2 separate regions of the Mus musculus genome follow, and region 1 is linked to region 2. Evidence: chromatin loops called from intact Hi-C (ENCODE). Cell type or tissue: heart. All regions are shown on one strand. Each heading gives the region's core, and the rest is flanking DNA. Links, peaks and the distances in the headings are about the cores only.

Region 1 (16,582 bases), core at 1-8,000, 52 kb before region 2:
TCTTCACTTACCTGACCTCCGTTATTGTAGAATCTCTGTATCCATGACTATCTAGCCAGATCCTACAATTCTGCCCCAAAGACCTTCATAACACATTACTCTAAAGAGCATTACATTTGTACTTACAGCAGGAGTCCCAACAATCACCTTCCTGATGAGGGTGAAGTGGTAACCCAAATTCTGATGTTTAATCAGACTACACTTTTTCCCTTTCATATTAACCAAGACACAATTCATCTCTCTCTCTCCTCTCCTCTCCTCCCCTCCCTTCCTCCTCCTCCTTCTTCTTCCTCTCTCCCTCTCTCTCTCCCTCTCCCTCTCTCTCTCTCTCTCTCTCTCTCTCTCTCTCTCTCTCTCTCTCTCGCTCTCTTCTCAGTTCTATTTGTGACTTCTCTTTTTAAATATCCTCCAATCTAATGGGCACTAAGATATACCTAAGCATCAGCAACCAAAAAGTCTAGACTAACAATCTGAATCATTATGGGTGAAACACAGATAGCTAAGCCAGCATGGAGACCAAAGCACCTTTACACTCCCATATGTTCCTGCAGGTCGGGGAGGAAGTCATTAATTACCAGGTGGCATACACTAGCTGTGGCTGCTTGAACTGTACATAGAATAGGACAAACAGAAGGCTTCAACTGTCACTGTTGAAAGTCCATTTAACTCTAATACAAATTCATCCATAGAGACAATGAATATTTAAGCTATAGATTGAAACCCATCTCTAGATTCTATTTTAGTAAATCAAGAGCGTGTACTTCGAATGACACCTGAAAAACACATTTTTCTAAAGTTAAACAGGACCCCACTGGGGCTGGTCTAAACACAGGTCTGCTAGGAAAAGCTTACCTTCTCAAAGGGAGCAGACCTGATAGTGTTTAAAACAGTTACCTACCTATGGCATAAAGCCAAGTCTCCAAAGGCAAAATTAGTGGCTTATATATAGTTCATACTTACCAATTATTTTGTAGACATTATTTGAAATTTAATTAAACAAAATGCACTTTAATACTTACTCTCCAATTTTTTGAAGTTCACCACCTCTTCCAGTATAAAGTGTCAGGCATCCTTTCCACATTGATGCATACCTAGAGGGAATGTATACTTTTATACATGGGCCTACTCACCATGTCAAGTCAAATACAGTCACTGTAACTGTAACTCTAATAAGAAATTATACAAAGAAAATTCTACTGCCACATTAAGACATCATCATAGCTGTCTCTTGTGAGGCTATGCCAGTGCCTGGCAAACACAGAAGTGGATGCTCACAGTCAGCTATTGAATGGATCACAGGGCCCCCAAGGGAGGAGCCAGAGAAAGTAACCAAGGAGCTGAAGGGCTCTGCAACCCTATAGGAGGAACAACAATATGAACCAACCAGTACCCCCAAAAGCTCGTGTCTCAAGCTGCATATGTAGCAGAAGATGGCCTAGTCGGGCATCATTGGGAAGAGAGGCCCCTTGGTATTTCAAACATTATATGCCCCAGTACAGGGGAACACCAGGGCCAAGAAGTGGAAGTGGGTGGGTAGGAGAGCAGGGCAGGGGGGAGGGTATAGGGGACTTTTGGGATAGCATTTGAAATCTAAATGAAGAAAATATCTAATAAAAAATTGGAAAAAGAAAAAAAAAGACATAATCATCTAAATAACAACCCTAGGAAAAAAATTTTTTTTTTACTGCTAGAGATGGATCTCAGGCCTTGAACATACTAGGCAAGCACTCTGTCACTAAGTTATATTCCTAGAACTTGATTTTAAACCTGATTTTTAGGCATCTCCCTAAACTGCCCAGGTTGGTTGCTCTGTAGCCAAGTAGCCCCCAACCTTGCCATCTTCCTGTCTCAGCCTCAGGAGGAACTGGAATGCATAGTTTGATAAAATCTTGACCAGGCATGGTAACACACATTTTGAATCCCAGAACTGAGAAAACTGAAACATGAAATCAAATTTGAGCTTATGTACAAGGAGAATGAGTGGAAAGAAGTAGTGTTCTGGTAAAGTACATATTTATTGTTATTTCTAGATGATTAATGACTTTATCAGCAGTTAACAAAAGATGGGTTTTTTTTTAGTGAAGAATTGGTTTGATTGGTTAACTAAAGTTCACCTTAAAATTACTTTAAAACAGACTATTTCAACAGAAGAAATATCTGTAAGGGGCTCAACAGTTAAGAATACCGAACTGCTCTTTCAGAGGTCCTGAGTTCAATTCCCAGCACCACATGGTGGCTCACGACCATCTGAATTGGGATTCGATGCCATCATCTGGTATGTCTGAAGACAGCTACAGTGTGCTCACATATATAAAATAAACTTTAAAAACTTTAAAGAAAAAAAAAAACATCTGTAAAATTCTCTCCATTACAGTTAGAAGAACGTACATGTTTTCTACTCTCTGAAGACTGGCATGGGTATTAACACCTGTGTGAAGCTTGGTTAAGGAGGAGAGGAGCCTAGGAAGGGGACAAAAGACACACTCAAAGAAATAGAATTCAAAGTGTATTCTAAGGAGGAGCTTCTAATAGTAAAAATTCAGTATTTGTATTGCCTTTCAGCCACAAGGTACATAAAGCCAACACACCAGCATTGTCTGTGTTACTGACATGGCCAAGGATGATATAACAGTACTATGTCTACTTCTGCAGACAGCAGTTCTCAAGCTCCTCAAAGTTTGGCACTTTCTAAAGCAGCTATAAAAAAGATAGACCACTAATCTTCTTGCCCTGCTGGTTTCCCCAAATTTTGCAACTTTTAATATCAACAGAATGAAACCAATTGTTTAGTGTGAGCAATTTTAAATGTGAATGACATCATTAAATCTAGATTAGCAGAATCAGACCAAAGTCTGGCTTTTTCAATGTTTCTTTGTACAACTACCAAGGTGGGTAACTTCATTAAAACATATATTATGATTAGTATTAGTATTGTAGTTCTCCCCATAACCTCCAAAAGAAGTGATTTTTGGGGGGGAAAAGACATGGACGTTAAAAAGATGTAATTTAGTGTCACAATGACTCAATGTCTGAGAATAAGATGCCTAAATTCTGACTCTCACTTCCTGCTTTGATGATACCTTACCTCACTTCCTGAAAATGTTGTAAGGCCTGTGAGATAGGATCAAAGAACTCCTGCCCAAAGACTCAATACTTCTACCATTCTCTTAGCTCAGCAGCAATTGTCAACTATTTTTCTGATGGCTACCAATAAAATTATTACAATTCTCCCAATCACAGAAGCTTCCATATTCTACTTTTAAGATTCTTTCCTGAACTTTTCTTAAGGCCAACATTTGGTAAGATTTTCAAGTCTATGAAAAAAAGTATTCCAACTCCATAACCAACTAAATACTCTGAATGAATCAAAGATTAACTTCTGCCACTGTGTATTATTTTGGGTTTTGTGAAACTCTGATCTTACAGATGAAATCATTTTCAAGAATGAGTATTCCAGATATTCATTCATGTCCATATCACAACGATGAGTATTGAGTACAAAAAAAGGTACCAAAAAAGGAAAGGGGTGGAAGACATTATACTTCATACACGAACTGATTAAAAAGGAAATGTGTCCAACTGGTGTGGCACACAGAACTGATTTCCAGGTATATCTCTGTGAGTTCGAGGACAGACTAGTCTATAGAATTGTTCCAGGACAACCAGGGCTACACAGAAAAACCCAGTCTCCAAGAAAGGGTGGAAAGGGTAATGTGATCTTTTATCAGCCTCACTGATAAATGCTCACTGACTTCCACACGGTATTCTCAAAAATAAAATTAACCTTTAAAATTGGAGGGGAGTTAAATCCCTACCTAAAACAAATTAGCTGTGAAGGTGAGCTGCTCCCAGTGAGGTCCACTAAAACAGCTCCCTTCTTGAAGTGGCCCATGGAAGAGCCAAACAACTTCAGAACCCCGAAGTCGGCCAAACCCACACCTACCCCAATTTATGCACACCTACCCTCTGGTCAACCGAATAATATCCCCTGTCTGTATGAGCCCTCCGATCTCATCCCACACAGAAATAGTGATGCTTCCCGTTCTATCAGCTACTTTGCAGGATCTCACTTCATGGCCGTCTTTGGTTTTGGTCACTCGTCCTGTGAAGATTTAAAAATCAAAAAGGGGAGAAGGAAAGGTGTGTTAGATAAGGAGTTCATTCGAGGGAGCTCTTTCACCCTCCTCTGGCTCGCTACGTGACTGACTTCTGTCCCCGGGTAGGATTCTGGGCCAGGAGCACGTGGGGTCGCGGGCGGGGAAGAGGTCCGAGCTCTCGAGGGTGTGGGGCGGGCTGCGGACCTCACTTACCTATCTCCAGGACAATAAAGACGACATTTAAGTTTTTCAGTCCGGCCTTAATGTCTTTTATAAAAAGTGGAGGGTCGTTGACCCCGTGCATACTGAGGCAGGTGCGGCTACGCTTCAGAGACCCACTAGGCAAGGCTTCCCACCCTCGGGGAGGGGCAGGGGCAGAGCCGGGGAGCAACCTGGGGCAAGATTGGCGACCGGGGTCAGGAAGCGGTAATTCAGGGGCCGGGTAAACCAGCCCTAGAGGCACGGAGCCAAAAGAAAATAAAAATGGAAAAGGGAGGGGAAAAAGACTCTCACAAGTTCAAAAAAAACAAAAAACCAAAAAACAAAACCGAAGACGCACTCCGCACCCTGAGCCCGCTCCCAAGTGGGCGGCGAGCAAACCAGCGTGCGCACTGCCGCCTCCGCTAAGGGAAAAGGGATCAGGAGACGGCCCTGCCCGAGTCCCGCTGTCCCTCACACAACACACGCACACGCGCGCGCCCCCTCCGTCCCAGGCTCAGGGAAGGTACGTGACAGCAAAACGGCAAGGCTGTTCACCAACCGCGCAGCCCGCGTCCCAAGCAGCAACTGGCGAACGCTCCCTCAGGCCGGCTTTATTAAGCCGCGCCCCGCCCCTTGTGGCGTCACGCGACGTCACCACGCCCACTAGCACGCCTCTGGGGCGGAACACAGCGCCACTGAGCTCGCAGCTTCCCTGGATCCTCCCCTACTGTCAGCACAAGCACCGCCTCCCGGCCGACCAATGGTCTCTCGGCCACACCCTCCTCCCGCTGGTCGCTCCACGTCTTCCGGGTTTCTGTAGGGCTGGGTCTTTTGGTGCTCCGAGGGAGACCTGGCTTCTTCTAATTCCTCAGGATCCTTCAGTAAGGCCACCTTTGCCCTTCAGTCCCGCGATCACGTGGAACTCAGATGTTCCGAACCCCGTGGTTAGAGCAAGTATGCAGTTGAGAAGGAACGGAGAGAGTGATCGAGCAGGATCAAGGAGAGAGAAAAAAGGGCGAACTAAAGGTGTCCGAGGCTTCCAAGAGAGTGGTTCCCAGTCGCAGGCAACTTGGCGATCAACCTTCGTACTTTAGAGGTGTTTAAATTGGGATCCAGAAACACGAGGTGGTCTTTTTAAAAGTAACTTGTAAATAAACCTCTTTTCATGCTGATAATAGCCATACATAGTTAAGTTCCACAGATATTTCATTTTTTCCTTAACCCTTTTCTTTAAATTGCACTTGGCTTTTATATAACTAAGATGAGTTAACCATACACTGGTGAAGGGGAACCTTAAAACAAAACCTGAAAGGGAGGGTTGTGCTTTGCCACCAAACAAGCTGGAGGCTAATTGTGTGACCTTGAAATTAGTTGGTTAAGCTTCCTAGCCAGAATTTAACAATCTGAACAATAAAACTAGGATCCTTGCCTCATAGAGGATAAAATGGGGTCATAAATAAATTGCCCAAGTACAGTCGCAAATAGATCTGTGATCAGTATTTCTTTTCATCAATTTTCTATTGAAAATAATTACCTGTTATTTAATCTCATGGTGAGTGATAATTTTAACCCCCGTTTACAAGTAATAAAACTCACTAGAGAATAACCAAACTGGATTTCAATTTAGGCAATCTTGACCCTAGGAGGCTTCAACCAGAAGTATTTTATGTTTAAGTAGTATGATTGTAACCCTCCAAAACAGATTGAAGAAATGGGAACAGCAGAGTATATTCTAGCATGTTAGAGAATCATATAAGCAAATACTGTGGAAAATAGAAAATGTATATATCAAAAACACACTTCTTTTTCTTTTTAAGGATAATACCGAGAAACAGCATAGAGAAAAGTTTAAGAATAAATAACAAGCCATGTTAAGAACATTGAGCAGCCTAGAGGTGAAGCACACCTTTAATCCCACCATTCAGGAATCTCAGGCAATCTGTGAGTTCAAGGTCAGCCTGAGCTACACAGAAACCTTGCCTTGAAAAACAAACAATATAATAGAGCAAAGTTGTGGCCAGGGATCTGGGTGGGGTGGGGTGGGGTGGGGGACCTAGCCACTCCCTGAATTCTCAACCATTTGCCCTCATAAAAAGGACTAAGAGGGATGCTCAGAATTATTTATATACACATTCCTTAAAGAGGTCCCAAACACTAAGAGACCAGGCCCTGTAGGGGTGTGCCCTAGGTGGGTTCTCGGGGCTGACCAACACTGAGAGGAGAGGTAGACAGACTCATGCACCCTATCCCCAAACCAGAAGACATCTCCAACTGATTAACGGCTCACAAATGAATATTAGTTCTAACAGTTTCACCTGGGCTACAAAAACAACTCAGTGACATTTTGGGAGGTTCTTTGTCTCCTAACGTCTCGTTGGGACTGTTTTGACTGGTCCTTACTGATTGTATATTATGGTTTCTGGTTTTGTACTATTTCTGTGTGTTTGAAAGAGTGTCACAGTGTCCATCTGATTCTTGTGCTTTTTTTTCCTTATGTTTTGTTTGTTTTATTATAATTTTTTAGATTCCTGTTTATTTTCTAACTGAGAAAGTGAATTTAGATGGGAAGGGAGGATCTGGGAGGAGTTGGGATATAATCAGAATATATGGTATGAAAAAAAAAAAACTATGTTCAATAGAACACACTTGCATGCCAAGAGAGGGAGGAGAGAGAGAGAGAGAGAGAGAGAGAGAGAGAGAAGAGAAGAGAAGAGAAGAGAGAAGCAGGCACTCTAAAAAGCAGAAGCTACTGCACAGGGCTGTCCCTCTGTCCCTGCCCTTCCTGGCCCTCCCTCCACCCAAGACAGACTCAGCTGATCCTCTCACTTCCTCCCCTAGCACAGAGCTCCCACAATAAAAATGGCACCACTTTCTCACAAACCCACAGGCAGCCTTGAGAAACTGCAACAAGAACACACAGTTCAATGGAGAGCATAGGTTTCAGCAACTCCTAAGTCACTTCTCAAAGATTATAGTTGATTAAGGATAAAATCAACTATGGGTGTGATGGTCCAAGCTCTTAAGGCAGCACTAGAGGCAAAGGCAGATCAATTGCTAAATGGTCTACACAGTGAGTTCCAGCCCAGCCAAGGCTACAAAAGGGAACCATCTCACAGAAAAAAATAAATAAATATATATATTAGACTTTTGCTGAGGCTGGAGAGATGGTTCATGGTTAAAAACATTGGCTGCTCTCCCCGAGCAGGCCCTGGGTTTGATTCCCAGCATACACAGGCAGGCAATACATATTTGTGGTACATAAACATACATGCTGACAAAATACCAGTACTCATAAAAATTAAAAATAAAAAGATAAAAACTTGCTATACTCATGTAACCATTCCCTAGAGTATATGCTGGCATGCATTAAGCATCTACTACATATCTGGCTCTGAACACTCCTCACAATTAGATTCAGTAGCTCTCTCAATGATACATGTTTCGTGACACCCCCCCCCCCAAAAAATCTGAGCTTTAAACCCTTATGCTTATAAAACTTTTTCTTTAAAAGAATATAAAATGTGTAAATCACTAGTTATCTAAATTTGTAATTGACTTTTTTGAAGGATTTGTAATTCAGAATAATCCCCAATGCCTGCTTGGGGCTGGAGGTCAGTGAAATATTCTAGAGGATAATGAAATTTTAGTTCCTCTTGGAAAGAAACTCATTGTTAAGTAGATTAATTCAAAGCATATTACTCTGTAATAATGAGGTAGGCAGCTTTGGCGTCTATGTTCTGAAACAGTTTTGGCTTTTATGTTCTATGTTCTATGTTTTCAGTATATCTTACCTCTCAATAGTTTCCTGAATTTGCTATTTATGGAAAAAAGCAAAAGTATATTGCCCAACAGAACTATATGGAAACAAATAACATATTATTGGTTCAAGTATATATATCATGATTTTCATACTTAAAGGATGTTGTAGACAATGCTCCAAGTCGTATGTCTAAAGAGCCTGGATAGGTCGGAGCTTCCACAAGGTCACAGTTGGAGCTTCCACAAGGTCACAGTTGGAGCTTCCACAAGGTCACAGTTGGAGCTTCCACAAGGTCACAGTCGGAGCTTCCACAAGGTCACAGTTGGAGCTTCCACAAGGTCACAGTTGGAGCTTCCACAAGGTCACAGTTGGAGCTCCCACAAGGTCACAGTTTTACAGAACTGTGAGAATGCTTAATCTGGATGTTTCCAAGAGTTGCTACTGTTTAACATTTTCCTGGTGTCCTTTGTAAAACTGAATGTACAAGCAAATACATAAAATAATGTAAAAACTCAGTGGGGAGGATCTCAGAGTTCTGCTGCTTAACAAGCCATACCAAAACGATTAAAAAAAAAATTTAAAAGAAGCATCAGTCTCTATCCTCACACCAGACACATGTTGACTAGGTTTCAGGACTGTCCTAAAATTCCATTTACAAGCTGGTTTGTTGGCCAAGACCTGTAATCTCCAGCACTTGGGAAGCTTAGGCACAAATGCAAGGACAGCCTCAGCTATGTATCAAGACTGCACAAAAGGAAAAACAAGGTCAAGATCACCAAATTCTGACTTCACTACAATAAAAAGTGGATACCCAGCTCTTATTTGGGGGCACTGTGAAGTTCACACATGCACATAGACACCCACACATCACCATGAAGAGTCGGTGCTCTGTATTAAGGTTCTCTGGATGAACAGAATTGACATTAAAAAGGGAATTTGTTAAAGTGGCTTATAGGCTGTGGTCCAGCTAGTTCAATAATGGCTGTCTCCTTGGCCAAGAATTCAGTAGTTCTTACTCTGTGAGATTGTATATCCTCTGATGGCCTTCAATCCCAAAGAAGTGGGGACTGAAAACCTTTTATTTTGTAGATGAAAAAAATAAAACTGAGCAGTGGTGGTCCACAACTCAGGAGGCAGAGGCAGGCAGATCTCTGAGTTTGAGGCCAGCCTGATCTACAGAGGGAGTTCAGGACAGCCAGGGCTAAACAGAGAAATGCTATCTCGAAAAAAAAAAAAAAAATACAAGCCACAAGATGTTAACAGGAAAACCATCTAGAGTTACTAAAGAATTCCTATGTTCCAATCGATCACCAACAGTAGATAATACTATGGAAAGGATAAACAACTCACAATTGAACTTTCTCAAGTTGAGACAGATATCAACATTCAACATGTTTAGAAAACACCCCCAGGTAATGGCCATCAATGTACACCAGAGTCTGAAAAACACAGCCAGATAGGAGATAGTGTTAGATCAAAAATGTTTTCCACTTCCCTATACATTCCCTGGACCAGTGTTTCCTTAAACTAGTTTTTAGGAGTGAAGACACTGAGTATGGCTTCATCAGATTCCACTGGGGAATTTTGAAAATGCATTTCCCTGTGTACTTTATAAAGGCACTAAACATAACTGTTAACCTATTGATACTGAACTTATCTGTGTTAGGATTGAGATTGCATCTGAAAAACAAAAAAAAACAAGTACAAAAAAAAAATCCCTGACTTAATGCAACTTACATTCTAAAGGTGTACACAGAACAAATTGATATATAGTAACTAGAGAATCATGAATAGCAAGGTGAAAAAAGTCAAGATTCTATAGGTAGGGCAGCATAGTGCTCAGGGATTCTGCAGGTGGGCCTGAAGGCTACAGGTAGGCTACAGAGGGTCCCGGATAACACTCATAGAAAGAAGGGAGGAAACAAGGGATATTGGGTTTTAGGCAGCAGTCACAGAGCAAGAGCCATTTAAAAACATTCAGGCATCGTTTTCTAGAAATAGTTTTCTGTGGATAAAGCAGTGAATGAAGAGAGTCTAAAAGCTAAGAAGGAAGGAAGGAAGCAAACCATATGTACAAGTTTGTGCAGTCTTCAGATCTTACTGTGAGGCAAGAATCCATCGAAGTATTTACATCGAAGTATTTACTCTTGAAGGACTGGTTGGTTGATCTTGTTTTTCCTGTGGGGTTGCAATCCCCTTCAGTTCCTTCGGTCCTTTCTCTAACTCGGTCCAATGGTTGGCTTCGAGCATCCACCTCTGTATTTGTAAGGCTTTGGCAGGACCTCTCAGGAGACAGCCATATCAGGCTCCTTTCAGCATGTACTTCTTGGCATCCACAACAGTGTCTGAATCCCAGCTCTTTTACATGGCTGTTTCTATTAGCATTCGTTATTGGTTCGGGGCGCATGCGCCACAGTGAGCCTATGAAGGGTCAGAGCACAATGGTGGAGTGTTGGGTCTTTGCTTTCAAAGGAACCCATATTTGTTTATATGGGTTCCAGATGTTGAGCTCACATCACCAGGTTTATGTGGCAATAGTTTTACCAACTGAGTCACGCCACTGAATCTTTATGTAGTTATATTTAGATGAAAAAGATACATATGTTATGATACGCAAATGGGTCCACGTGAACAAATAGAAGTCTCAAGGCTGAGTGTGGTTAAGTGAAGATGTGCTTTCCTGACCTACAGACAGCCCTGGGTTCAATACCCTAGACCAAATAACCGTGAATACACACTGCCATCCCCCACTATCATCACCTAAGGCCACCAAAATTGGGTTGTTGTGATCATGTTTAATAGGAAAGAGCTATTTCAAGGCAAATGACTTATCTTTAAAGCACAAAAGATTAAAACTTCACCAGGAGGGCACATTTCAGCCTCTGAATGCAGCTTTCAGATTATAAGAGCAATCTTTTCAAAAGCAATGACTTTTCAAAAACTAAATTGTACTAAATGAGTGGGGTGTTAAAATGCGTCGTCCCCCCCCCCCACAACAAGGCTACCCAGCTTCGTGAATGATGAGTAAGGAGTAGATCGGGCCTTATACTATCCCTGAAGAAATGGGGCACCAAGAGGCCAGAGAGTGTTTCAAGGTCAGAAAATGAGACAACAGAAGGAGGATCAGATCTTCCATTTCTTATCCATCGTTCTTGGGACAGAACTACTAGCTCTCCTTTCTGAAGCTCTGAATCATTGCTGAACATTGTGTTCTTTTTGTTGTTGTTGTTAGACAAGACTATCACATTGTAAAAAGGCTAGCTAGCTTGGAGCTCACTATGTTGCCTGCACTGGCCTTGAACTCAAAGCAATCCTCCTGTCTTGGTCTCCTAAATTCTGGAGTTACAGGGATGAGCCACCACACTGGCTGTGTTCTTCATTTAACGTAAGCTCCAAGATGTTAGCTGAGATTGTGGCTTCTCTTTCTGAACGACTGAACCTAACTAAGCTGCTTCTTTGTCAACACATTCCAACTTTCTTTTAGGCTCTTGCTATAGCAAGAAATAGTCACTAGGGTTAATCTTTGGGTATGAATTGGCTGCATAAAAAATGCTCATCAAAACCTAGCGACTTAAAGACAGCAACTATATACTTTCAGGATACTAGGAGGGACTCCTGATGGCCTTGCCTGCAAACATTCATGTGCTCAAGTCATCTGACGGCTCATGTGAGGCTCAAGAGCCTAAGGAGACAGCACATATCTGCCCCTGGTGTTGACTCTAAAGAGCCACTCACCTAGCTAGCTGCTGATGCTGGCTCTACACAGGGACACCTGTTATTCCCCACAGTGTGTTGTGTCCTCTGGAATGTGCTACCAGGTTTCACAGCAAGGTGATAGCATGGTTTCAGGATGGTAGTAGACACTTCACAGTCTCTAAAGGCATAGAATCTGGAACTAGAAAAAAATGTACATTTGTTCCATTTTGTTGATCCAAGCCAATCACATGTCCAACCTAGATCTAAGGAAATAGGGATATGGGAAGTAAGACTCCTTGGAGTACAATACTATAATGCTTGTCTTATAAAGTGGTGGGTGGCTGAGACTTCCCACCATTCTCCCTGTAACCTCCTATTTTGTCCCCAGAATGGAATTTGTGTACTATGGTTTGTACTAGTGCTCTACTCTGGGCTTCAAAAGTCAGATGACATATTTGGGCTTGGATTAGTTAAAATTGGCACTAATTGTAGTCATAGAGGGAAGGACTAAATGTAAATGTTTATTTCCACCATTTGTCAAGGAATGGAGGTGGGAACTGACAAGGGGGCTCGGTGGCTAACTAAATTCAGTCTTCCAAAAGACTTGAGGCTTGTTCCCAGCACTGTGCCAGATGGCTCACAACGTCCTGTAACTCCAGTTCCAGGAGAATCTAATACCTCTGCGCTCCACAGACATCCACACACATGCACAAAACCTGAAGACACATGTACGCATAATTTAATACAAAACAAAACAAAAAATAAGCCTTAAAAAAAAAACTACTGAAAAGGTTTCTGAAGGATTGGTCTTGTCGCTTCATTGGCTCATCTATCCCCAAATGGCTTTATGTTAAAAGTCAACTAACAAAGCTTCAAATGTTACATTTTATCTCCCCTGACAAGGAGGGAGATCCAGTCAGGGGTAATTTTTAGAACACACACCCGCCTCTCATGCTGTATTGGTTTGTGCTTCGTCCTAAATCCAAGGGGGTTTAGGGAGAGGCATGAGCCAAGTCAGAAATTGGTAAGTGGATCCCTGAAGAAGAGCAGACATGGATGGAAACACAGTGGGGAGAGGGGAGGGGAGAAAAAAAAAAAAAAAACAAGCATAGGTCTGAGATAAAAGGCACAGGCAGGGGAAAATGTAAGGACAAAAGCCAGAAGCTGTAGAGCAGGGCATTTAGGGAATGTCTGGTGAACAGGAAGGAATCCAGCAAAACTAGAATGGGGGAAGGGAGTGGTACAATACAAGGAGAAAGAGCCAAAAAGAGATCAGTGTGTGATAGCCCAGTGGTGTGCTGTGACGGAAAAGGCCAGAAGTAAAGGTGTGTTAGGGGTCCTCTAGTCCAACTCAATGCTTTGCTGAAGGACTCTCTTTACAGTCTGACCCATAGCTATGACAGTGACACATGCATAGTTGAGTTACCACGTGGAAAAGGCACACAGCAAAAAGTCTGCAGGAAGCTGTGTCCAAACTGCTCCTGCAGGAGTCACAAGTTACAACACAGGGCGTCAAATGCTGCCCGCCAGGGACGCACACTGCAGACTTGGTGCCTGAGGTTCTTACTGAGGGCTGAGCTTCCTAATACTCTCTTCATGGTACAATACCAAGTCCCCGAACAGCAGAAGAAAGGTATTGGATCTGAACTGCATTGTTTGCACAGTTGAACACTTCCAATTCAGAGAATGGTGGGAACGCTCCTGGAACCTAAGCTCCCAGATGCCAGTCTGTGGCCAACCTTGCAAACAGATGTTTCTAGAAATAACAGTCGTGGGCCTAGTGTTAACTGTCCTTTCTACACAAATCCACAGAGAGGGACACAGAGTAGAGTGGAGGGGGAGCCAAGAGCCTAAGCAGATAGGAAACAGTCCCCATGGTTAGTATAGCAAAAAGTAAATAGAAACAACAAGGCAGATAAACTGAGATGTAGAGCAAGGATCATATTAACTGCAGAATTAAGAGGAAGTCAAACTGAGTGCAAGGAAGGCTTAACGTGCACAGGAGAATGAGGGACCTTCTCATGATAACAACCCTCATAGTACCTTTGAGATACTGCAGCTGTTACTTAAATCTGGAAATGAGGGCCGGCAAGAGGTCTCAGTGGGTAAGAGCACTGACTGCTCTTCTGAAGGTCCTGAGTTCAAATCCCAGCAACCACATCGTAGCTCACAACCACCCATAATGAGGTCTGACGCTCTCTTCTGGTGTGTCTGAAGACATCTACAGCGTACTTACATATAATAATAAATAAATCTTTGAGCCGGAGTGAACAGGGACTGAGCGAGCAGAGTTGACCAGAGCAAGCTAGAACAACCGGAGCAAGCAGAGGTTCTAAAAATTCAATCCCCAGCAACCACATGAAGGCTCACAACCATCTGTACAGCTACAGTGTGCTCAGATACATAAAATAAATAAATAAATCCATGGTTCCATTAAAATACCCCCATACCTGCTTCCTCCTTATTCTTGTACTACTGCAGCAAATTCTCGTTTCTCGAGATGAGAGGCACATCTGCATTCCTTGAAACCTGAAATCATCAGCAGCATATCATCAGTGTCATCCACTGAAGCTGTAGACAATCTTGAGAAAAGTTACTATGGTAATCAAGAGATCACTAACCAATTAGATAAAGGACCAAGACCTGTAGTATCACATGGAGCCTTTCCCTAACATCACTCTGAAGCCATGTTCCAGCTACATCACGCTACTCACAAAAATATTTAGATGAAAAACCTTTATTCGTCTTAACTTGGCTTCCATAATCTACGAAGTCTACAGCCTCTGTGGTCTTACCATCTTCTGATCACCAGAAGGACTCCCTACCCGGTATGAGTATCATCTGCATTTCCTACAAAGCAACTCTGTCGGTTTGGTCTAAAGATATTATGTTAATTTGGTGTGATGGTTTGTATACACTTGGCCCAGGGAATGGCACTATTAGAACATGTGGCCCTGTTGGAGTAGGTGTGGCCTTGTTGGAATAGGTTTGTCACTGTGGGTATGGGCTTTAAGTCCCTCATCCTAGCTGCGTGGTAGCAAATATTCTGTTAGCAGCCTTCAGATGAAGATGTAGAAACTCTCAGCTCTGCCTGCACCATGCCTGCCTGGATGCTGCCATGCTCCCTCATTGATGATGATGGACTAAACCTCTGAACCTGTAAGCCATCCCGAACTAAATGTTCTTTACAAGACTTGCCTTGGTCATCGTGTCTGTTCACAGCAGAAAAGCCCTAACTAAGATATTTGGGTCCCTAAAATTATACGAGAATCCTCACATCCACAAGTAAGACACTGAGGGAACCCTGCCCCCAGTTGGTTTTGATTGGTAAATAAAATTGCTGGCGGCCAATAGTTGGGCAGGGAGACAGAAGTGGGACTTTTAGGATTTCAGGGCAAGGGACCAAGGAAGGAGGAAGGAAGAGGAAGAGCTGTCATGCCAGGAGAAGGTGGAGGAGAAAAGATGCTGCACCTGATAAGATGCAGGTGAGAGAGCTTAGCCATCATGTAGGAGTCTGGATGGCCCGGGGCAGCAGAGATGAAATACAGATTTTAGTAAATAATGACTTGGGAATATTGGAGGGAGTTGGATTAGCCACGTGAAGGTTAAAAAGTGGCACAGCCATTGAGCTGATTAAGACATATCAAAATATAAATGCTGTGTGCGTGTGTGTGTGTGTGTGTGTGTGTGTGTGTGTGTGTGTGTGTGTGTGTATTTCATTCAGGAACCCAGAACATTGGGGCCGGTAGTGAGTAACAGTCTGCCACCACTGGGATCAATTTGAGTAGATTAATTGGGTTCAGCTACATCTGACTACTTCCCTTCTCACATTCTTGCTGGTTCCCTTTTGAATGAGTCCTTTCCATTGCACTGCTTTTCCAGGTCTTCCCACATGCTCTGTTGTAATTCTTATTAAATATATTATACTTGGCTGCTTATAAGCTTAGCTCTCAGCACACAGTCTGCCTGGCAGTTAGCAAAATGCTTCAAAAGGGTAATTGTTCACTGAATAAATGGAGAAACACATAAACAAAGAAACAGTATAATACTTTATATGGGGGTGTATTCTGATAGCAACATTAAGAGTCCTTGATCAAGACATCCAATTTTCAAATCTCATGCTTGAAACAATATCTCTTAGTTTTGGGGGTACATGGTATTTCTGAAAATTACATTGCTTTTGTCCCCCACCACCACCTCTTTTATTTTATTTTCCAAAGTAGGGTCTCTTCCTGTAACCCTGGCTGTCCTGAAACTCACTTTATAGAGGAGGCTGCCCTCAAACTCAGTGATCAACCTGCCTCTGCCTCCTGAGTGCTAGAATTAATTTTGTACGCCATCTTCCCATTTCTTCTTTAATGACATTAGTTAGTTTATACAGGTTAGTGTGGCTATACTGGAATTAACTTTAATAATTTCCCCAGTGAGGAAGCAAGTTGTTTTGTTTTTAATTGTAGAAGGGCTTAAATATTCCCCAATAATAAAAGTCTATTTTGGGATTTCCAAAGGGGGCTAATTTCAAGTAGTATCACTTCCATAAGCCAATGCTTATGGCACTACAAGGAATCCCCCAAAGAATTTAAAACATAACTAATTCTCTTTTTTTAAAGATTTATTTATTTATTTTATGTTGAGTATACTTTCACTGTCTTCAGACACACCAGAAAAGGGCATCAGATCCCATTACAGATGGTTGTGAGCCACCATGTGTTTGCTGGGAATTGAACTCAAGACCTCTGAAAGAGCAACCAGTGCTCTTAACTGCTGAGCCATCATCTCTCCAGCCCAAAACATGACCAATTCCAAAGAGAGGAGAGATGGTCATAAC
Region 2 (16,768 bases), core at 3,086-11,085:
AAGATGTTTATTGGAGGCTTACAGCTTCAGAGGGTGGGTTCATGACTGTCATGGAGGTAGTATAGCAGCAAGGCAATATTGTCTCTAAGAGGAAGCAGAGGGACAGGAGAATTAGGGGACAGAAGGAGAGAGAAAAGGAGAGGGAAGCAGGAGAGAGAGAGAGAGAGAGAGAGAGAGAGAGAGAGAGAGAGAGAGAGAGAGAAGCCATGGGCTTTTGAAACCTCAAAACACCCCACACACACACCCTCAGTGACACACCTCTTCCAATAAGGTCACAACTCCTAATCCTTCCCAAACAGTTCTGCCAACTGGTAAGCAAGCATTCAGATATATTAGCCCAGAAAGTGGCCATTCTCACTCAAACCACCACACAACCTTAGCATTCCACTGGGATTACAGGTAAGTACAAGGACACAAGGGAAGTGCTCCTGATACAACTAAGTAAGAAAAAGTGGAGTTAAGTTAAAAAGGGGAAACAAATGCACAGTCTACAAGATTAGGAATAGGCAGAGGAGTCAGAGACATTAAAAGAAAGAACTAGCTGGGGAGACGGCAGAAGAACTAGACTGCTGGAGAGAGAACAGACCCCAGAGGCACCACTGGAAGCAAGCCACCCAGATTAGACTCTCGGGCTCGTAATTTTCTATGAACTCCAAATTAGCATGGTGTGTACATACTAATTTTACCAGTTTGGTAGGAAAAACCGTTTTCTTCCTACAGATGGAGAAATACCCACTGTCTCCTTGCCAAAGTCACTGCTCCATGGACTCTGCCTAGTCCCTGCACAGCACATGTTATTTCTCTCTACCTGTTTTGGACCAAGCTCCAGTACATTTCTTAAAAGGGCAAGATGAAAGTCATAGGGTTCCATGGTTCCTAATGTGTCTTTTCCTCTTCTCTAGGTAGGAGGAGAGGATGAATCTTTGAGTAAGGGGTAGGTGCTGGAGTAAATGGTCTCATCTTTAAAGGCAAAATAGTTCTGGCTTAACAGGCATTGTCTTCATCCCTTCAGATTGAGATAGGCCAATCACACTCATGCAGCGCACTTCGAGAGCATGCACACAATGATAGGAGCATCTAGGAGGGCACTGAAAAGGAGTGCCATCCTCTGGAATATCCTGCTAGGTCAGAGAAAAGCAGGTGCACTACTCAATGGCTTAGCCAGTGTCTCCTCTGCACACAGCGAGGAACTTAACAACATGTCTTTGGCTTTATTGAGCCTAAATCCTGTATTCTCCAACAACAGAGATAGCCAATTACTTTGCCTGTAAATTAAGGGGAAAAGGTAGCTGTATGGTAAGTGATCTGCTTAGGATTTGTAAGCCAATGCCTGCAGCTAACGGCAATCAAGCCAAGCCGTTATCTGTTCAGTCTTGGTTGTTTGTTTGTTTGTTTGTTTGTTTGTTTTAAATCTATTTTAGTTTTTTGGAAGTATAACTATTCATAGCTATTTCAAAGCACCTGGCTTGGTGATTTTTAGGAAATTTATAGTTACGTAAAATTTGCTTTCTGTCATCTCCTAAAGATTACTCGGTCTTTTTATATTCAATACCTAGTCTTGCCCCATCCTCCAACCACTGTTATAGTTTCTGTTTCTTACATGTTTGTCTCTCCAGAAAATTTCATATAAATGATGTCACATAATATACAGAACCTGTGCATCCACTTTCCTTTCATTAGCATAAGTTAAGAAGGCGCTTCAACATTGTATCAGTATCAGTGTCTCTTTGCTTTTTGTTCTGAAGAATACTAGTTGGTTGGTTGTTTTTGAGGTGTGTCTCAGATAGGGTTTCTATTACTGCAACAAAATGCCCTGACTAAAAAATAAGTTGGGGTGGAAAGAATTTATTCAGCTTACACTTCCACATAGCTGTTAATCACTGAAAGAAATCAGGACAGGAACTCAAACAGGTCTAGAACCCAGAGGCGGGAGCTGATATAGAGGCCATGGAGGGGTGATAGTTACCTGCTTGCTTCCCATGACTTGCTCAGGGCCACCAGCCCAGGGATGGCACTACCCACAATGGGCTGGCCCCTCCCCCATTTGTCACTAATTGAGAGAATGCCTTACAGCTGGAGCTCATGGAGGCATTTCCTCAACTGAGACTCTTTCCTCTCTGATGTCTCTAGCCTGTGTCAGGTTGACACAAAGCCAGCCAGAACAAGGAGGGTCTTCCATTTTTAGACTCCTCAGCACTGAGATTCTATCTAGGTAGTTGGAAGCTTTTGTTTTCATTTCAAAGACTCAAGTCATGTTGTCATTTGTCATGTCATCCCCCGACCCTTCAACTCCTAGAAATATACACCCCTAGACTTTGGTTGTAACTGGCTAAGACTTTGGAAGCTGTCTCCATTTTGGAGGAGACAAACTGGTAGAAGATAGTCATAAATATAGAAGGATCTCACTGTTGTGTCAAGGAAGAGCAAGCAAGCCACCACCATCAGCCAATCCTTATTTCTTAAGGCAGGAAAACCACTTCCTCTCTGCTTCATTTCTACTGGAAATCAGTCCAGTTTGCTTGGGCAACAATTAATATGTTTACCTGTGGTGGCAAAAAGGAACTTCTCAACTGCTACACAAACAAGATTTAGTATAACGAGTATTTTTGATTATCTGTTGTAGATAAACAGTATATGAGACAGAGTAAAACAAAACCTTGGACTTTGTTCTTAAAGGCTTAGACATGTTCCTTCTGGTGCTTAGAGTGGTATACTGGGATTAAGACTTCAATATATAATTTCATAGTGGATAAATGGAGTGGAGGAAAGATGGAGTGGGATGGTTTTATTGCATCTTAAGTAAAAATTATGAGACACAAATGCCGTGTGTCTGTCTGTCCATCTGCCTCTGTGTGTGTGTGTGTGTGTGTGTGTGTGTGTGTGTGTGTGTGTGTGTGTGTGTGTGTGAAAGGCTTGAAAAAGAATGAGGTGAATTATTGTGACCTCAATGTCATTACCAATTCTAAGAACTTTGAACTGCTTTTGTATTAGTGGCCCTTTAAGAAACTCTGACTAGATCCTTTTATGACTCATTACCCATGACTTTGATGCCATTTCAGGCTTTGTCAACATCTTCTGTAGTTACGAACTGACAGGAGGCAAACTGGAAGGAAAAACATTTTTGTAAATATATTCTATAGGCTTGTCTTAAACAAGTAGAGACAACATTCAACTAACATCTGCCTTCTCCACAGAATAGATTTGCTCACTGGCCCTGAGTAGTGAGATGTCTGTTCAGGTAGCAAGAGGCATTTATGACCACCATTCCCCATCTCTGAATTCAGTGTAGTCTATAACTGCCAAACAGGAGGTATTAGGCCTTCCCTCTTGCCAGCACCCCAGAAATATGTATCACTGAGCCAAGAGTGAATCATACACTGTGCAGCAATGCATTCTGGGCATTCCTCTTTGAACATAGGAATACTCTCAGGGTTACCTTGGAAGGTAGCTGAAAAAAAAAACACTACAAAATTAATTAATTAATTAAAAAATAAAAACCTCAAATGAACCAACAAGTCAAAAAAAAGTATAGATATAGTTAGACTGTTTCTTGCTGGTTGTGAAAATTAAAGCCATGGTGGAGTGCCCTTGGATTTGACCCCACGGCTAACATTTATGGTGGAAGGCAGGCAGCCATGGGAACTAAGGTCACAATCTTTTAAGATGAGCAAAACAGCTTCCCAAATAACGATATTGAAGATAGAGGTGGGCCAGAGCAGCAGCAAGCCTCTCTGTAGAGGCAGAACACAGTTGTAATGGGAGTTCTCAGGCTGGGTTTTCTCAGGTGGGAACAGCAGGATCTGGGAGGATTGCTGTGGTTTCCAGTCTCTTGTGTACCCAGGCACCACTGGGGTACCACTGCGAGTCGGGATGGGTTCTCTGGCCCATGCTTCCCCTCAGGGAGTCCATGAGCCAGGCAGGAAGGTGAAGGCTGAGCCCACAACGGGGTCTGAACCAGGTTTGGTGTGAGTGCCCAGAGTACAGAGGGGCTGGGAGAGAGGAGGCCTTCTCTGGGAGATTTAGTTGCAGTTCTTTATGACAAAGGCCTCCCCCGAAAGTGATCCTGGATGAAGAGACAGTCCTTGCTTGCCCAAACAGTTTTCATTTGATCGTAGATGTGAATGTATATATCTTACTCAAGGTGAACCAGGGATTAAATATCTTTTTTGGGGGAAGGAATGCTCAGGAAGGGAAGCTCATTGGCTGAACACTGAAACCTATCTAGATACCTCATTAGCATGGAGAACTCCAGGTTTTTTGTCTTACATTATTTTTTTTTTCAGGTAGAAGTAAGTGTGGGTGCTCAGAATCCCCCAGACAAGGTTAAGGAGGAGAAAACCTCCTAACAAGGGAGTCTCCCATTTTGTGCCTAGCTCAGGGACCATCTGGTCATGGTGGACTTGGATCTTAGTAGTTTTCCCACAGTTAGAGGCACATAGTCTGCTCAGGTGTGGGCCTCTCTACGATAAGAAAGGCCCAGGTTGGTAGCGTGTTTCATGCTTTCAGTGCCCCCAAACATGAAGAAATACAAAAATAGGATAATGAACATTGTGGTACATTCATTTTAAACTTTTCCACTAACTATATCACTATTTTTAACCGATGTGTAAACCTATATTTTATAAAATATAGAAGCAAATGAAATAGCAACTCACTGCCCATGACAGAGGCATAGCTTAAATGAAGTGTCTTGATGAACATGTAGGGACAGTTAGAGAATTCCAGTGCCTCTGTGTCAATCTCCTCTGGTATCTTTATCTAAACCTAAGGAGCAAGAAGGTAGGAAAGCCCTGCCTTCAGAACAGAGCCATAGAAAAGTCCGTGTGATTTTCAAGGCGAACCAGTTAGCGTTTACCCAGAAGAACTGGGGAATTTTAACTTGGCAGAAATGAATTACTCATTAGTGTCTCTCCTTCAAACGGAAAAACAAATTTACCTACATATTAAGTGGGAACATCTCCACAGCCTTCTACTCTCAGGTTTCTACAGACAGCTATTGAGGAGTGTTGTGACTATGTGGTCTCATCCCATGACATCGTGGTCCACAACACAGGGTTGTCCTCTTATGATCCCTCCGCTGTTCGCTCGATGCTTAAGTGCCTGCCCCTGCACATCTGGCCCTAGCAGATCTCTCCTGATTGGTCCTCACTCCAGATAGTCAGGTTCTGCAGCTTGTTTAGAGGAGACCAGGCCTGTTCAGGACAATATGGCCAGAGGCATGGCAGCTTATTTTAATGCTTGTAATGAGCAATCTGTAACAGGAGGGCCTTGCAACAGCCAACCCCAGTGAAGCTCTGCAATCTGCCTCTGAGTCTGCACTTCCGGCTTTGCTGGGGTCTAGTTTTCCATTACTCGAGTTGGACATTGATTAGGAACTGACTTATTACATTATCATTAGCTGAATTCTGTCCTCTCTTCTCTGAATTTATATATTGAAACCCTAACTACCAGCCATGATAGGACTATATTTAGATTTAGGTCTCTAAGCAAAAAATGAGTCATGAGAGTAGACTCCAATGCAGTAGGGAGAGAGGCACACACAGGCATGCAAAGGAAGACCAAGTTTCTATCAGGGGGAGCAGTCCGTCTATCAGCCAAGGGAGAAGTCTTCAGAGAAACTGACCCTGTAGATACCTTGACCCTGTAGATACCTTGATATTGAGATTTTGGCCTCTAGAATTGTGGGAAAATATATTTCTGTCATTTAAGCCATCACTTCTACAGCCCTGGCTGGCTAATACCCTACACAGGCAGCTTTCCTTCATAGTGTAGTATCCTGATACTGTCTCATGTCAGAAATTGGGATATCATGACATACCTGCAGGCTCCCCACACCAAGCCTGTCTCAGGATAATTCTTTTATTTCCTCCGTAGGCACTTATTGCTAATGTACAGATTGTACTATCAAATCTTGGAAGAGAAAGGAAGGGCTCAGCAAAAAAGAAAAAATGTGCTTTGACAACATGCAAGATAACTGATGACACCCAAGAAAAGAAGGTGGGAGGAAGAGAAGAAAAGGGTAAGGAGCAAGCTAGCTTAGCCACTGTTTTCTTGAATAGCGATTGGTTTTTGTTTTTGTTTTTGTTTTTTTTAAGTGTAATACAGCCAGGAATGGTGGCACACACCTTTAATCCCAGCTGGCAGACTGTTCAGAGCCATCTGTTCTCCTTAGCACTTAGCAAATTCCAGGACAGCCTGGGCTAAATAGACAGATTCTGTACAAAAAAGAAAAGTCTAAATCATATACTAGCAAGATGAAACAAATATAACAAACTCCCACAAGTCTGACCTTTATACCAACACACAAATAAGTAAGTCATTAAAAGCCATCTACCCAGCACTTGGGAGGCAAAGGCAGGCAGATTTCTGAGTTTGAGGTCAGCCTGGTCTACAGAGTGATTTCCAGGACAGCTAGGACTACACAGAGAAACCCTGTCTCAAAAAAACAAAACAAAACAAAACATCTAAAGTGCTGGGTATTGGTGCCACACACCTTTGATTCCAGCACTCAGGAGGCAGAGACAGATCAATTTTGTGTGTTCGAGGCCACCTTGATCTACAAAGTGAACTCCAGGACAGCCAGGGCTGTTACACAGAGAAACCCTGTCTCTAAATAAATAAATAAATAAATAAATAAATAAATAAAAGAGATTAACAATTTTTAAAGTTTAAGTCATTGCAGTACCTTCAGACCAAAACCATTATGGAAGATCACTGTGTACATGAAATTTTGAGTACACTAAGAAAGATAGTAAAGAAAATATATCAAGAAAGTACTTGCTTAGAACAAAGAAAATGGAATAAATCTTTGACTAATAAATAATAAACTATATTGTCCCTTATATAAATGTTGGCCAGACTAACAAACACATAAATACATGCTTACATAAACACACACACACACACACACACACACACACACACACACACACACACACACAAAGCTGAATTGTGTTTGGCTGGATAATAATAATGCAGATTGTCCATAGGCAGTAAATTCCTAACGATATCCAAGATGAGCTGAGTTCCGACCCACTGGTGCCAGCCCCTTCTTGATTAGAACTCCTTCATGAAAGAGAAGCCAAAACACCACAGAAATATGGGTGGAGCCGGGGGACACACAGCACAAGGAAGTTCTGAGGTTTCATATGTCCCCAGGGGAACTGGAGTCTTTACTTCCTTCCCAGCGACAGATTCTTGCTAGCTTCTTAAAAGTAGTGGCAGTTCCTAAGAACACACTAATAGAAAAGTTATTTCTTTTCCTGCTGCGGTTCCTTGGTGTTAAAACAGAACACCCTTGCATTCACTCAGACTCCTTTGCAAAGTGAACTGTCTCCTACTAGAAAAACCCCACTCTTGTGTCTATATCATGCCTGGTGGGTATGCTAAAACAGGATCTAACTGGCTCCTGGACCCTTACCCATGACCCAGAAACATCCCCTGTGGCCTGAATCCCAAACAGGCCAGCAAGTCCAAACATGGCCTGGCTGAGCCCTATGGCCCTAGGGCAATGAGCTGACGTGTTTGAGACATTAGCCCCAAGAACATGTGAGCAGAGACTGAAGCCAGGCAGAGGTTGCTCACCAGATTCCAGAAAACCTGACAGACTGGAAAGGCAGTCACAGCAGAGCACGACCAGGTGGCCATAAGCTGACCACTTAATATCACCTGACTTTACCCTTCTGGGGAACAGATCAGCAAGGACTTGAGCCACGTAACTCACCTGCCCTGAGCTTTAATTAAAGCTTGCTGCAAGCTTGATAATGTGCCCAGGCAACCATGCCCGACATGCTGGAGTGCTGGCTCATTCCCAGGGCCACAGTTAGTCTTTTGTTGTATTGTTCCAGGTTTAGAGCAGTGAATCAGACCATAATTGGCTTTGGAGGTTCTGCCTTGGTTGTTTGTGGGGTAGGAATCTTCATTTGTGATATTCAGTGAGTGTGCCACACGTTTGTGTGTACTTTTGGGCTAAGGCCCTTCCCCTCTCACCAGCCTGCTCTGAGCACGATAAGGAGGTTCGAGTAGGCAGTTCAGAAGGGTGGGGATTCTAGATGTCCTTGATTAGCATGATCACTCATGTCCACTCTTTCATTCGTAAGACTTTTTTTTTTCTGATTCAAGGACCTACAAGTGCTTTAATAAAATAATCGAGTATTTAACTTGGTTCAGGATTTAACTTTTTATTAATTTTATTTATTTAATGTATTTGTGCTCTGCTGCATATATATATTCTTATCTTAAGAGGGCATAGATTCCCCTATAGATGGCAGTGAGCCACCATGTGGTTGCTGGGAATTGAACTCATGACCTCTGGAAGAGCAGCCAGTGCTCTTAGCCACTGAGCCATCTCTCCAGCCCAAGATTTAACTTTGAAATCCAATTCATTCACAGCTTCTGTGATGCACCCACTCACCTGCATACCTACCAAAGGAGTCAGCACACTACTGTTGGTTTATTATGCACCCTATTGCAGAGCCAGTTTGGGGTGAGGATACAGGATCAGATCTCAAATCTAAGCCAAGATTTTGATGAACTCAAAGTATCAGGTTTTGAAGAAAATGTAGTTTTACACAACCTGTAAAGACTCTTTAAAGCACTGTCATGGTATGGCTGGGGTCCCTGGGGCTGAAACCTCATGACACCAAGTAGATGTATTTATTTACCCTGAAACTACTGAAATGTCAATGTCAAGTCCACACTTAAATTTTGTATAAACTGATTCTATTTCTTTCATTAAAAAAAAACCTCTTCATTGGAAACCTGTAAACTTCTGGCCTTGGGAAGCCTGAGCAAGGAACAATGCAACTATTCACAAGAACAGTGAAGGACACTTCCTCACCCTGACCTTATCCTGCCTTCCTGCAAGCATGCCAACAATGTGCTTTTGATAACATCCTGCATTTCTGAGTTTGTGGATAGACTATTCTAATGGACTATCTGAAAGTACTCTATTTAAATTCTTCACGTTACCCTTTTCATGCCATTTGTCTTGCTGTAATTTTATACAAATTTGCATAGTTTTGATTACTTGCTAACTTTCCACCCAAACTGAAAGGTACGAAAAGCTCATTTGACACCAAATTCTTTTTCACCTCTGCAGCTCCAGGTTCAGAACAGAGCCCAGCATACTGCACACACTCATCAGATATCTGTAGACAGAATCAATTATGAACATAAAAAAATAAGTAAATATAATGAGAACCAAAACATCATCATGATGAGGAATGACATATTAGGCTATTATAAAGTACATTCTCTGATAATTATTGCTATTCAACAGTGAAATAGGCTGTCTTGAAATGCAAAGAAAATCACTAACAAAAGTACATGCTCACTACCAGGCATGTTGAAGAGGAACATTTTATAGTGTTCAGAGTTAACTAAGATCAAGTGGAAATCTTGTTAAGTCTATGGCCATCGCAGCATAGCATTTATCTCTGTCACTGATGATGACCTAGATGGCTGTTGTGGGAGAAGACATTAAGGAGAACTGGACAGTTTTTGTTACGTGTTTATGTGCAATATGGGTGGGAACCAACAAAGTATGCAGAAAAGCGAGACTCATGTAAAACTGGGAATAACTCACAGTCCTTTCAGACAGGATGGAAAACCTACAATGTAAAGCACTTTGGGCAGCAAATGCCAGCTAACAGGCCTAGCGTGTCAGACAATACCTGACTAGCTCACAGGCTGTGGTTGTTTGAATAAGAATGTCCCCTATAAGCTCATGTATTTTCACGCTTAGTCATTAGGGAATAGCACTATTTGAAAAGTATTAGGAGGTGTGATCTCTGAGGAAGTGTGTGTGTGTGTGTGGGGGGGGGGGCTTTAAGGTTTTCAAAGCAGATAGAACCCAAGTATCTCTCTATACCTAAGGATTAGGATGTAGCTCTTAGTCACTGATCCAGTGAGTCTTAGTTAGGGTTTTACTGCTGTGAACAGACTCCATGACCAAGGCAACTCTTATAAGGACAGCATTTAATTAGGCCTGGCTTACAGGTTCAGAGGTTCAGTCCATTATCATCAAGGCAGGAGCATGGCAGAGTTGAGAGTTCTACATCTTCATCTGAAGGCTGCTAGGAGAAGACTGGCTTTCAGGCATCCAGGGACATTAAAACCCACTCCCACAATAACACACCTACTCCAGCAAGGCCACACCTTCTAATGGTGTCATGCCCTAGGCCAAGCATATATAAGCCATCACACAGTGTCTACCTACATGCTGCCATCCACACCATTAAAAATTTCTAAAACTGTAAGCAGCCCCCAACTGAATACTTTCTTTCATGAGCGTTGCCTTGGTTGTAGTGTCTCTTCACAGCATGCAACAGTAAGATACAGCTGAGAATTATACGGATAGTTTCAAAGGATTGCAAAATAAGAAATGTATGAGATACAGTGACCTACAGATCCTGAAACACTTGCCATTTCTAAATAAATAAATAAATAAATAAATAAATAAACAAACCTTTTCCAATCCCTTAAATAACCTCCACAAAGTGATTTGTTTAAAGACCCTATAATATAAAAGGATTCCCTAGACTCAAACTTGATAGTCATCATCAAGAGGACCCTGATAATTCCCTGTAGCACAGCTAACAATAAAAGAGAATTCAGTATTATTTTAACAAAATGCAAAAAAAAATCATAAAATTCACATTGATAACTCAATTAAAAATTGCAAGATCTAGAATAGGAAAATACTTCCACATTAGTCATCTCCTGCTGTGTAACAAACTACTCCAAAAGGAACATTTCTTCCTGTGTGGTTCCTGCCACTCAGGAATTCTTCTTACAGAACATAGTGGGGAATGCTTCTTTGGGATCTTCATTCTTTAACAACTAAGTTGGAAAAATGAAGAAGAATTATTCAAGGTCTCATTAATATATTTGTTTGCAATTGGTGCTGGCTATCAGCCACTTTTTGTGAGCAAAGCTCACCTTGTCTGTTTGCTTATTCCTTGTATGTGTCCTGGATAACAGGATAGTTAACATTAACTGGCACTAGGAATACCGCCCTTAGATGTTAAGGACTGGAGGTTTTATTTGTATATCTAGAGCAATGGTCTGTCCCACTTGAGTTTGTCAGGCTATTTTGCACAAAGATTGAGATTAATAGCACATGTCAGGTTTCAGTCTTAGGGCTTTAAGTTTTAGCTGCTTTGGCTGCATGCATAAAAAGATGTGTTTTGTGACCAGCACTCCAAATGCCTTGGTTCCTTGTACGTGCTCCAGTTGTTTACTGCTAGAGGGAATGAAAGTCTCATATCCTCTGAAGAAGGACTCCAGAGCCTGGGCTGGGGCTCTGTCCAGGCAAGATGTCAAACAGAAAATCATAACCATGAACTAGAAACAAGGCCAGGTAGCAGAAGGTGACATCTCGGTGATGCCAAGAACATTTGACTTAGAATTCAAGGCAACACTACCTACGGTGGGAAGAGGCCACTGAAAAGTCATCAAGCAGGGCACATGAACTGTGATGTGTGGACTATTGGGTATCGTCACACTACCTGGCACAAGAAATTATACCAGAGCAGTGCAATGAGGTGGCATCTTAGGTGGACCAATGGCTTGAAGACATTAAGAACTCTAAGAACACAGACTTTCATGTTCCTCAGTTAAGCTATTTTCTTAGTTAGGATGTCTATTGCTGTGAGGAAACACCGTGACCATAGAGCAAGTGGGAAAAGGAAAGGTTTATTTGGCTTACACTTCCAGGTCACTGTTTATCATCAAAGGAAGTCAAGACAGGAACACAAACAAGGCAGGAGCCAGGAGGCAAGAGTTGACACAGAAGCCATGGAGGGGTGTTGCTTACTGGCTTGCTCATCATGGATTGTTAAGCCTGCTTTCACACAGAACCCAGGACCACCAGCCCAGGCATGGTATCACTCATAATGGGCTAGGCCCTCCTATATCAATCACTAGTTAAGAAAATGCTCTATAGATTTGACTATAAGCTGATTTTATTGGGGTATTTCCTCCTCTGGAATTATTATAGTTTGTGTCTAGTCGACATAAATCTAGCCAGCACAGTTACCAGTTTGTGATAAGAAGAATAGAAAGATCTGGAAAAGAACCAAAACAGCGCATTTCAGATTGACCCTGGTATGTACGACTCTCTGTGCTTAGAGCTCTCTATTCTTGGTTTTATTTACCAGCTCAGTCTACTAAAAACTCTCATTCTGGTCAAATTGGCTAAACCTTAACCTTCCAGATTAATGTGCACATTTTTTTCTACTTTTTAATATCCACAAGCAAGATGTTTTACAGTTTATGCATTTGGATTTGATGGAATGAGGCAACTCTTTCTACATTCTGCAGCCCAAGGTCACCTGGAACTCACTATATAGCAGGGATTCAGCCAAAAAACTCCAGGTTCAGTGAAAGATCCTGTCAAATAAATAGATAGATAGATAGATAGATAGATAGATAGATAGATAGATAGACAAAAAACAAACAAACAAAAACCAATAAGATGCTGGTTAGATGGCTACCCTAAAGCACCTGCCATGGCAGCTGGAAAGCCTCAGTTCAATTCCTGGAATCCAAGTGAAGGTACAAGGAAAGGACTGAGTTCACAGAGGTGTCCTCTGATGTCAGCAGATGCACCCTGGCATGTGCACACCCTCCCCCACAGACCATACAAACCAATAATAATAAATAAGGAAACTTTAAATAACAACAAATAGAGGAATAGCGGATAAAATCCAACATGTACTTCTTGCCCTCATGGAGTGCATGTGCACACACACACACACACACACACACACACACACACCCCGCAAATAAGCACCATCCACCACATGCATACCCATAAAATAATAACACAACTTACTGAAAAAGAAAGTGAATGTAACATTATGAGATGTTTATGGTAGATCACTATAGTTGGGGGGAAATCAAGATGCAGAATGTATGTATAAAATTATCTGACTTTCACTAAATGGAAAATTTCCCCCACATCATACAGAATTTGAATAGAAAGTCATTTGGACTAACACTTAGTAGCATTGTCTCTAGATGGCAGAATTAACACAATAAGTTTCTGAGAATTTTCTTTTCTCCATACTTATTTCTCTCTCACACACACACACGCATATGCTACCTACCTTTGAATATTAATATTTCAATAATTTAAAATTTACTTTTGCAGTAAACACTAGAGAGAAGGGCTGGCTCTCCCTTGGTATGCCACTCAGTAGAAAAGACAAAAAACAAAACTCTAAACTCAGCATAGAGAAGAGTGAGTTATGAGATATGACAACCAAGAAATAAGATTAATTCAGAAAACCACAGAAGAAAAGAGTTTTCTGAACCAAGATGTGAAAGAATGCTTGGGCCTAATTTTCTACATTGACTGGTTTAAAACTCACAATCACACAAAACAAAGTAGAAAGTCAATGCCTTGGGCCAGAGCAGAAAAACCAGTCAGTTGTTTTAATGGAAAAGACTTTCTTATGCAAAGGTGGCACTCAGGCAAGATCCTATTTAGAAGATACCTTTGCAATGTGTTCCTCCCTGAGAGAGGTGATAGCTTTCCATTACAATTACCAAGACCTAGCTGGGCATAATGGCTCACACCTGTAAGCCTAACATTTGGGAGACTGAGGCTGTGAAACAGGGGGATTACCTTGTTTAAATCCAGTCAGGACTACTTAGAAAAACCTTACCTTAAAACCCACAAGACAAATAGACAAAAGAACTGAAACACAGAAGGCCGTCACATTATAAAGGGGAAAAAGTTGTTGTGGCTAACTATTTGGGTGGTTTCCGGCCATGATTAACAGGCCCATTGCTTTTAGGCCTATGGCAAAGTAAAAGCACAATAGATGCATAAGGCAAAACAAAACTCTCAGTGAAAAAGGAGGAAGCTCTGGGGCCCACGATTCTCTGTAGCAGGCACTACAAGGGCCATCTATTTAATAACCTCCACTAGGCCATACCTCTTCAAGGTCTGACTACCAGCCAAGAGCACCAAGCTGAAAGGTAAGCTGCTAACACAAGAGTCTTCTGGGGCCCAGGCCTTGTCACAAGAGGCATGTTGCTACTAGAAAATAGTGTCCATTACATAACGTATTGACATTATTGCTGTCCACCAAACATACTACATGAGTGATATGCTCATACCTTAATCATGGTAGCTAGAGGTTTATCCCTCTCTCCCTCCATTTCTTTTTTTATTTCCTTTCTTTTAAACATTTTAATAAATGTTTATGTGTGTGTGTGTGTGTGAGTGTGTGTGTGTGTGTGTGTGTGTGTGTGTGTGTGTGTAGCTGAAGATTGAACCTAGGGCTTGGTACATATTGGGCAAGAGTGTTGTACATTTGTAAACTTCATTTCCAGCCCTCTTTTTAAAATTCAGTGTCCATTTTTCAGATAGTCTCATGAAGGGTTTGAATTCAGGAGCTGTTAAATGCTGCCAGACCCTTCTTCTTTGCCTGTCATCACTGCCTATCATATAAGGTATGGCTAAAGAAACAAAAGGTCACCACTGAAGTTGGGACTCCTATGTAACAAACTAAAAACTAACAGTGTGTGTGCAAGCACACTACAAACCTGCCAAAGGAGTGTGACAGTCACATTTCAGCCAACCACAGGCAGTCAATTCATCACATCCAAAAGAGGCAGAACACACTCCCCCCCCCATCCCCCCTGCCCCCACCCCACCCCACCCCCACCACACGTGTACACACACACACACACACACACACATACACACTGTAGTCAACTAGGTGGTACCTGTTATTTTGCTTCTGCCTGGTTTGTTAGCCTTTGACTCAGTCAGGATTACTATTGCTGCGATGAAACATCATGACCAAATGCATCTAGGGGAGGAAAAAGTTTGTTTGGCCTACATTTCCTTAGCACTGTTCATTATAGAAGGAAGTCAAGGCAGGAACCTGAAAAGCAGGAGATGATACAGAGGCCTCGGAGTGTGCTGCTTACTAGCTTGCTTAGCCTGCTTTCTTACAGATCCCAGGACCACCAGCCCAGAGTCAGCACCCTCCACAATGGTGGATGGGCTGGATCCTTCCCCATCAATCACCAATTACAAAAATGCTCTACAGACTCACCTATAGCCCAAACTTGTGGTGGAAGGTACTTTCTCAGTTGAGGCTCCCTCCTCTCAAATGACTGTAGCTTGTGTCAAGGTAACACAAAACCAGCCAATAGAGCCTCCTCACTTATCCTAGTGAGCAGGGCTCTCTGACCCTCTTCTGGTTCTGAGTGCTGCCTGAGTCATGGTTCATTCTTTGTTCAAGTACTCTCTGTTAATGCAACCTGTCAGAAGTTTCACTTCTACCGAGGACTATCGCGAGACATTGTGTTCATCCCCATTTAATAAATAATAAGATGTTATTTCCCATTTTGCTTTCTTGTTCATTACTGTAAGTTTGTCCTAATCTTCCAACTGTGTGCCCTCGTTACACAAGAATCGCCATCACTGCTATTGCATAACACAGCATATGCTTGCAGTCCTTTCCCCACCAATTCCGAAGCCCCAAAACATTTGTGAAATAGAAAACTTTCCATAACTCACCTGGCCCAAACTGGATAGACATGCGCATCACATGGCAACAAGATGTGTCCTGACATGCACTGGCTGAAGGCTGTTTCTGATCTGCACTGGTCACTAGCACTGTGAGCACTTATACATCTCACTACTAGGAGGTACATCTGTCTCACAAGGCAGCTGTGGTCTCCCTGTCTTGCCATGATGTGGCCTACTTACTTTATCATGACTTCAAGTTCCCCCAAGCCTATATTACAAATGCTGCTGGGTTCCCAGGGTTTCTGGTCAGCAATTTTTTTTTAAATCTTTCTCTTCTTTCTTAGTTTTTAAAAGAATTAGTACTTATTTTCTTCAGTCTTTTTATCTCAGAATAGAAAATGTCTTTGGCCTTTTTATATAAACACTTGTGACTTTAGGAAATTCATGGAAAACAGTCCTTTCTAAACCTCACTCTTGTAGAATAATCCTACATTACATGTGACCAATTTTTAATTGTGCATTAATTATAAGACATCCCAAAGAAGTTGAGCTTTTTTAACCACTCAGTCAGTGTTTAAATGTGAATGGCTTCTTTACAAGCCATTAGTTCTTTGACCTGTCTTGAATATTCATTTTATAATCTTATTCAAAATTGGATTAACTATGATATGATTGAACTTGAGATGGCCTCAAAGGGTGTTAAAGTGTCTCACTGTTCTTTGTTCATTCTCTTTCCTCTCCCCTCCCCCTCCCTTCTCCATTCTTCTCCCCTCTCTTTGTATCCCCCAAGGTTAAATTTCTGTTCACCCATCACATTCTTCCAGTCTTTTTACATGGTCTCAGAAACACAGCTGCTAACACACAACATCAGAACATTCACTAAACCTGACGTTTAGAAATGTGGAAACTATGCTGAATTATCGCTCAGTAAATGAAATTGGACATGATAGGGGACTGACTCATTAAGCTCAGTTCTAAGAGCTGAGAAAAGATTCCCCAGATCTCAGACATTTTCTAGCATTTCTGTGGTAAACCAGTTGCTATTCTAGTAGATGCAGTCATAGAATACACACCTATGGGCATAAAATAGGCAGAACACTTCCCCGTTCTGAAGCAGAATCTACAGGGAATTATGGCGTCTTTGACAACTGAGCACTGTTTCGGGAGTCAGTACCTAGGTTTCCACAGCAGGGCTGAAAAATCTGTCATTTAGGGTGTTGAACTTTTAGCAAAGAGAAAAAAAACTCCCTAGGATTACCCACACATAGGTGT

What was found. Peaks named below come from ENCODE experiments on the same cell type or tissue, not always from the same donor. Only the 100,000 strongest peaks of a DNase experiment are listed, where the experiment ranks them.
Region 1: it touches region 2 in a loop (2.3-fold over the local background); 7 of 42 quality-filtered maps call a loop at or near these places.

Annotation. Positions count from the first base shown.
Region 1 is chr1:51,473,515-51,490,096 of GRCm38, forward strand. Nabp1 (nucleic acid binding protein 1) reads right to left here and starts at 4,885. Exons shown (of 6, transcript NM_028696.3): 1 at 4,311-4,885; 2 at 3,964-4,102; 3 at 1,020-1,091. The coding sequence starts at 4,401. In heart, for the core only: a CTCF peak has its summit at 4,979; DNase peaks (open chromatin) are centred at 4,267, 4,997 and 7,107; H3K4me3 peaks cover 2,392 bases; H3K27ac peaks cover 1,990 bases.
Region 2 is chr1:51,522,723-51,539,490 of GRCm38, forward strand. The region is part of intron 3 of Gm17767 (predicted gene, 17767); the gene reads right to left. Among named protein-coding and RNA genes, the nearest start is that of Nabp1, 53 kb to the left of the region's middle. In heart, for the core only: no CTCF peak of the experiment used is centred there; a DNase peak (open chromatin) is centred at 7,109; H3K27ac peaks cover 2,513 bases.